Linked DNA regions of Homo sapiens: region 2 is linked to region 1. The links are chromatin loops, found by intact Hi-C in ENCODE. Cell type or tissue: heart left ventricle. All regions are shown on one strand. Each heading gives the region's core, and the rest is flanking DNA. Links, peaks and the distances in the headings are about the cores only.

Evidence for each region. Peaks named below come from ENCODE experiments on the same cell type or tissue, not always from the same donor. Only the 100,000 strongest peaks of a DNase experiment are listed, where the experiment ranks them.
Region 2: a loop joins it to region 1, with 4 times the contacts of the local background. A loop is called at or near these places in 10 of 110 quality-filtered maps.

The regions. Positions count from the first base shown.
Region 1 is chr16:15,549,322-15,552,230 of GRCh38, forward strand. The region is part of intron 2 of MPV17L-BMERB1 (MPV17L-BMERB1 readthrough); the gene reads left to right. All of the region lies in intron 2 of BMERB1 (bMERB domain containing 1), which reads left to right. Among named protein-coding and RNA genes, the nearest start is that of MIR6506, 60 kb to the right of the region's middle. In heart left ventricle, for the core only: a CTCF peak has its summit at 1,677; a DNase peak (open chromatin) is centred at 1,688.
Region 2 is chr16:15,493,349-15,496,257 of GRCh38, forward strand. All of the region lies in intron 1 of MPV17L-BMERB1 (MPV17L-BMERB1 readthrough), which reads left to right. The region is part of intron 1 of BMERB1 (bMERB domain containing 1); the gene reads left to right. Among named protein-coding and RNA genes, the nearest start is that of BMERB1, 60 kb to the left of the region's middle. RefSeq lists an enhancer at 194-1,393. In heart left ventricle, for the core only: no CTCF peak of the experiment used is centred there; no DNase peak of the experiment used is centred there; H3K27ac peaks cover 756 bases.

The DNA of each region.
Region 1 (2,909 bases), core at 193-2,692:
GCAACAGAGCAAGCAAGATTCTATCTCAAAAAAAAAAAAAAAAAAAATGGAGTGATTGCTTTAAAATTCTTAAACAGGGCCGGGTGCGGTGGCTCACGCCTGTAATCCCAGCACTTTGGGAGGCAGAGGCAGGCGGATCACTAGGTCAAGAGATGGAGTCCATCCTGGCCAACGTGGTGAAACCCTGTCTCTACTAAAAATACAAATATTAGCTGGGCGTGGTGGCGGGCGCCTGTAGTCCCAGCTACTCAGGAGGCTGAGGCAGGAGAATTCCTTGAACCCAGGAGGCGGAGGTTGCAGTGAGCTGAGATCACGCCACTGCACTCCATCCTGGCGACAGAGTGAGACATTGTCTAAAAAAAAAAAAAAAAATTCCTAAACAGGAGGGGCTTAGGGCCAGCCAGTTGGTCACATGAAACAATCAGGGGACTTACCTTAGAGCTGCCTTCGCAGTAGGGAGTCCATGGTTTTTAGTGAGATTTGTGTCGTACAAATTAATTAAAATTGCATAGTTTCTATCAAGTTTTTTTCTTACACTTTCCACAAAATTGGGAAAAATGTCTATTTCCCATTTCTTTATTTCATTTTCTCTTATTGCTTCTATCCTACCTGATATTTCCCATTTCAAAAGCACGTTTTTTTTTTTGAGATGCAGTCTTGCTCTGTCGCCCAGGCTGGAGTGCAGTGGTGCCATCTCGGCTCACTGCAAGCTCCACCTCCCGGGTTCACGCCATGCTCCTGCCTCAGCTTCCCGAGTAGCTGGGACTACAAGCACCTACCACCATTTTTTGTGTTTTTTAGTAGAGACAGGGTTTCACTGTGTTAGCCAGGATGGTCTCTATCTCCTGACCTCGTGATCCACCCCGCCTCGGCCTCCCGAAGTGCTGGGATTACAGGTGTGAGCCACCGCGCCCGGCCCAAAAGCACTTTTTAAATGTTGAGGTGGTTTGAAGGCTAATGGAAATTACGAGGTGGGACTGAAACCATTCCCTGCCATCCCTAAGAAAGCCCACTCCTTGGAACTGCCACTGGTGAAAGTCTCACTCTGTCACCCAGGCCAGAGTGCAGTGGCACAATCTCAGCTCACTGCAACCTCTGCCTCCCAGGTTCAAGCGATCCTCCCACCTCAGCCCCGCAAGTTGCTGGGACTACAGGTGCCCACCACCATGCCTGGCTAATTTTTTTTTTTTTTTTTAAGTAGAGACGGGGTTTCACCGTATTGCCCAGGCTGATCTCAAACTCCTGAGCTCAAGTGATCTGCCTGCCTCAGCCTCCCAAAGTGCTGGGATTACAGGCATGAGCCACCGCGCCCGGCCTGAAAGCATTTTAGAAGGCTCCTGACTGAAAGAACGGGATAAAGTAAGGGGGTATGGGAACAGAAGATGACAGCCTGGTATATCTGGGTGACATGCGTAGGCAGTCTGTTGTAGTGGCAATTGTCAGGGCTCTGGAGTTAGACTGTCTTCTTTCAAATCTTGCAAGCTGTCTGATCTCGGGCGATTTACTTAACCTCTCTGAGAGTTCTGTAAAGTGGAGAATAAGAATACCACCCTACAGATGATGAGGATTCAATGAGATTGGGCTGGATACAAATCAGCTTTTGTTGGCATCAGCTTGAGAGGAGGGATGGACTTGGGAGTGGAGAGGGTGGATTTGGGGGAGAGGACGCCACACAGTGGCAGGAACTCGCAGCAGGTGACTGAGAGTGGAAGGCACAAGAGAGCCCAGATGCTGAGCCAGCTCAGAATAGAAACGGTATTGATAGCAGAATGCAAAGCAGTATCACTCGAATGACGGATGTTTAATTGGATTTCTCCAGGGCTGACTCACCGCCTTTGATAGATGCGATTGCCCTCGTGGTGTCTATCATGAGACTTGAAATTTTTCCACCTGCACCTGCAGTCTTTAGGCCTTGTTTCAACAAAATGCAGTACTGTGTGTACCCTCCATGCCTGCCAGCCTTCCTTCCTTCCTTGTGTATTTACTGCAATGTATCAGGGACGGGGTGGTGTGCTAGAACCATGAAGGAAAAAGGCAAAGTCCCTTAAAGGAGGTGCAGTCTGTTGAGGCAGAAACACAAATGCCTAGATGGTTCTGGAATGCCTAGATGTCAATGGGATAACAAGGGGGCTATGGCTGCAGGAAGGAAGAGGACCTGATGTAGCTGAGGGCATCAGGAAGATTCCAGAAGGAGAAGGGATTAGTGAAGCTGCAGAGCACTTAGTTTGAGACAAAGATTTCTGAGCTGAGGGAGGAGTTGGGCAAAGGCTTGAGTGCAGGAGTTCAAGAGAACTCCTTGGGGCCAGGCTTTACACAGGGATGCACATGGGCTGTGTACCAGTCTGTTCTGACACTGCTGTAAAGATACTACCCGAGACTGGGTCATTTATAAAGGAAAGAAGTTTAATTGACTCACAGTTCTGCATGGCTGGGGAGGCCTCAGGAAACTTGCAGTCATGGCAGACGGCGAAGGGAAAGCAAGCACGTCTTACGTGGCGGCAGGAGAGAGACAGCACAAGAGAAAATGAGTGTAGGAAGTGCCACATTTAAAACCAGCAGCTCTCTTGAACTCCTGCACTCAAGCGATCCTCCTGCCTCGGCCTCCCTTAGTTCTGGGATAACAGGCAGGAGCTGCTGTGCCCACCTGGAGCTTAATCTCTGTTCACATCTTTAATTATTCTGGGCCAGCTTAGCCAAAGGCCTTAGGGGTAGGGTTAGGGACACCAAGGGCCAGTCTTCTATCCACTTCACAGCTCGCTGGGCCCTCCAAGGGAAGGACTATGTGTCTCATTCTAGGCACTGGTAAGAGTCTGGGGGAAAAAAAATCAAAAATAACAAGTGGACGCGGTGGCTCACACCTGTAATCCCAGCACTTTGGGAGGCCGAGGTGGGTGGATCACTTGAGGTCA
Region 2 (2,909 bases), core at 320-2,819, 56 kb before region 1:
AAGAAGACACAAGGACTGAATGTCATGCACTGTCCTCGATGGGATCCTGGAATGGAAAAAGAACATTGGCGGAAAAACAAGGAAATCTGAACAGAGTATGCATTTTAATCTTTTTTTAAATCCCCTAAGGATTTCCAGTACTGATGCTTTGCCTTTGTGCTTGAGATCCCTGTTTAGAGCCACATCTCCCTTCTGGTGTGGATTTTCAGTCCGACATGAATGCTTCCAGATTTGCTTCCTTCCTTCTTCTGCCATGATCTGACTCTCCCTCTGACTTCACATTGAACTGGACCCGTTCACGCCTGCACACATCCTGTTTTTCCCCTGGCTGCTCTTCCCTGCGTCCCCCCTCCGCAGACCACCCTCATTCAGATGAGGATATATCCCACCCTATTTCTTGGGCTTACCTTTCTGAATGAAAATAATGTTCCTGGTGCAATTTATCTCTCCTGTCAAATTTCCAGCCTGCAGGGAATTAAATGAGGCACATGATTTTCAGGCTAAGCAGTTTTTAAAAACTGAAATATTACTTTAGACAGGCCCAATTTATTTTCCTCTGGATTCTCATCATTTTAACCCCGCCAAGCACATGGTTTTAAGCAGCTCCATCTGCTCCTCTAACCATCCTTGCGTGACCTGGGCCCTTGACTGACTTCTGAATTGGTTTGTAAATTGGAAGAATTAGGGAGTCGGTTAAGATGCATGAATCATAGCTCAGGATAGATTTATAATTGTCTGTTTTCATGAACTCATTCTGAGATTGCAGGGATGGGGGATATTTCAGAACAAATGGACCTTGAGTAACAGAATGAACCTACAGAAGTGCCGAAAAAGATTTGTTGTTTATGCAATTTTAACCGGGCAATTGTTGTTATTATAGGTTTATCAATTTCCACAATTTTAATTCCACAGCCCTAATGATTTGCTTTGAATTAGGAAGTATATACTTTATTCTCTCATATGGTCCCAAAGGGCCTTAGAAAGCAATCGGAGCCCTTCTGCTTGTCATTGGAAGAAATATGACAGCATGGTTTGGTGATTCATTGAAGGTCACTTTGAAGTGTTGGGGAGAGGACACTGAGTAATGTAAAATGACATTACAATTTGTTAAATAATTTGCCGGAACTCTTGTGTCATCTCTTTCAAAGTCTCACCCTGGAAATAACACACACGTAATTCAAATGCAATCTTTCTGGAAGTCCCACCTGGGAACTGCAGTCCCAATCTGTGGCAAAGTCTTGTGAATATCCTTAATGTGATAAAACTTTGCCTTAGACGGAGTTTGCTTTTTGGAATAACCAAAGTCATTCTGGGCCAAGGTGTTTGAATAAAGTGGTTGATCAAATGAAATTTAATGTAAAGTTATTTTAACTGCTTTTCTTGAGTAACGCATAAACTGATTTGAAAGCAACAAAGAATTTGTTTATTACTACCTCTCCTTATTCCAGAAAGGACTTAATGATCTTATTGGAGCCTTAAAAAAGTTTTAAAAGGCTCAAGAAATGTTGGTAAATTTCCTTTTTTTTATCTTTTTTTTTTTTTTTTTTTTTTTTGAGAAGGAGTCTTGCTCTGTTGCCCAGGCTGGAGTGCAGTGGCTCGATCTCAGCTCACTGCAATCTCTGCCTCCCGGGTTTAAGTGATTCTTGTGCCTCAGCCTCCAGAGTAGCTGGGATTACAGGCATGCGCCACCACCCCTGGCTAATTTTTGTATTTTTAGTAAAGGTGGGGTTTCACCACGTTGGCCAAGCTGGTCTCGAACTCCTGACCTCAAGTGATCCGCCTACCTCGGCCTTCCAAAGTGCTGGGATTACAGGTGTGAGCCATCACGCCCGGCCTAATTTACTTTTATTATTATTATTATTATTGTTGTTGTTTGAGACGGAGTTTCGCTCTGTTGCCTGTTGCCAGGCTGGAGTGCAGTGGCGTGATCTCCACCTCCTGGGTTCAAGCGATTCTCCTGCCTCAGCCTCCCAAGTAGCTGGGACTGTAGGCGTGCACCACCATGCCCAGCTAAGTTTTTTGTTTTTTGTTTTTTGAGACAGAGTCTCGCTCTGTCACCCAGGCTGGAGTGCAGTGGCATGATCTTGGCTCACTACAAGCTCCGCCTCCCGGGTTCACACCATTCTCCTGCCTCAGCCTCCCAAGTAGCTGGGACTACAGGCATCTGCCACCACGCCTGGCTAATTTTTTGTATTTTTTAGTAGAGGTGGGGTTTCACCATGTTAGCCAGGATGGTTTCAATCTCCTGACCTCGTGATCTGCCCACCTCGGCCTCCCGAAGTGCTGGGATTACAGGCGTGAGCCACCGCGCCTGGCCTACTTTTATTATCTTAATATCACTCTTCTCATTTCTCTTCTCTAAGCCTAATATTAGTATTTGTGGACATTGCAGGTGGGACACAAGACCTTTGGTGCTTCTCATCTTCCAAGAGGGCACAGAATGGGATGGTGTATGAGGTGGGATATTCCCAGCCAAGGGAGTTCTGGGAGGGAGGTGAAGTTGGGGCAAAGAATTCCCATGGGCTAATGTCCTCTGTGCTTCCCCAACCCTAGTTCCAGCTGATGTGGAATTCTGAGTTTGGCTGCTTTTTCTTTTGTTGATGGTGGTGATGGTGGTGGTGGCAATGATGATGATAGTGATGTTGATGGTGGTGGTGGTGGTGATAGTGGTGATGGTGATGATGAAAGGGGTGGTAATGATGGTGGTGATGGTGATGATGACAGTGATCGTGATGATGGTGATGGTGATGGTGGGGATAGTAATGATGGTGATAATGGTGATAGTGATAATGGTGACGATGACAGTGATGTGCTAGTGATGGTGATAATGACAGTGATGGTGGTGATAGTGATAGTGGTGATGGTGATGGTAAAGATAATGGTGATAGTGGTGATGATTATGATAGTGA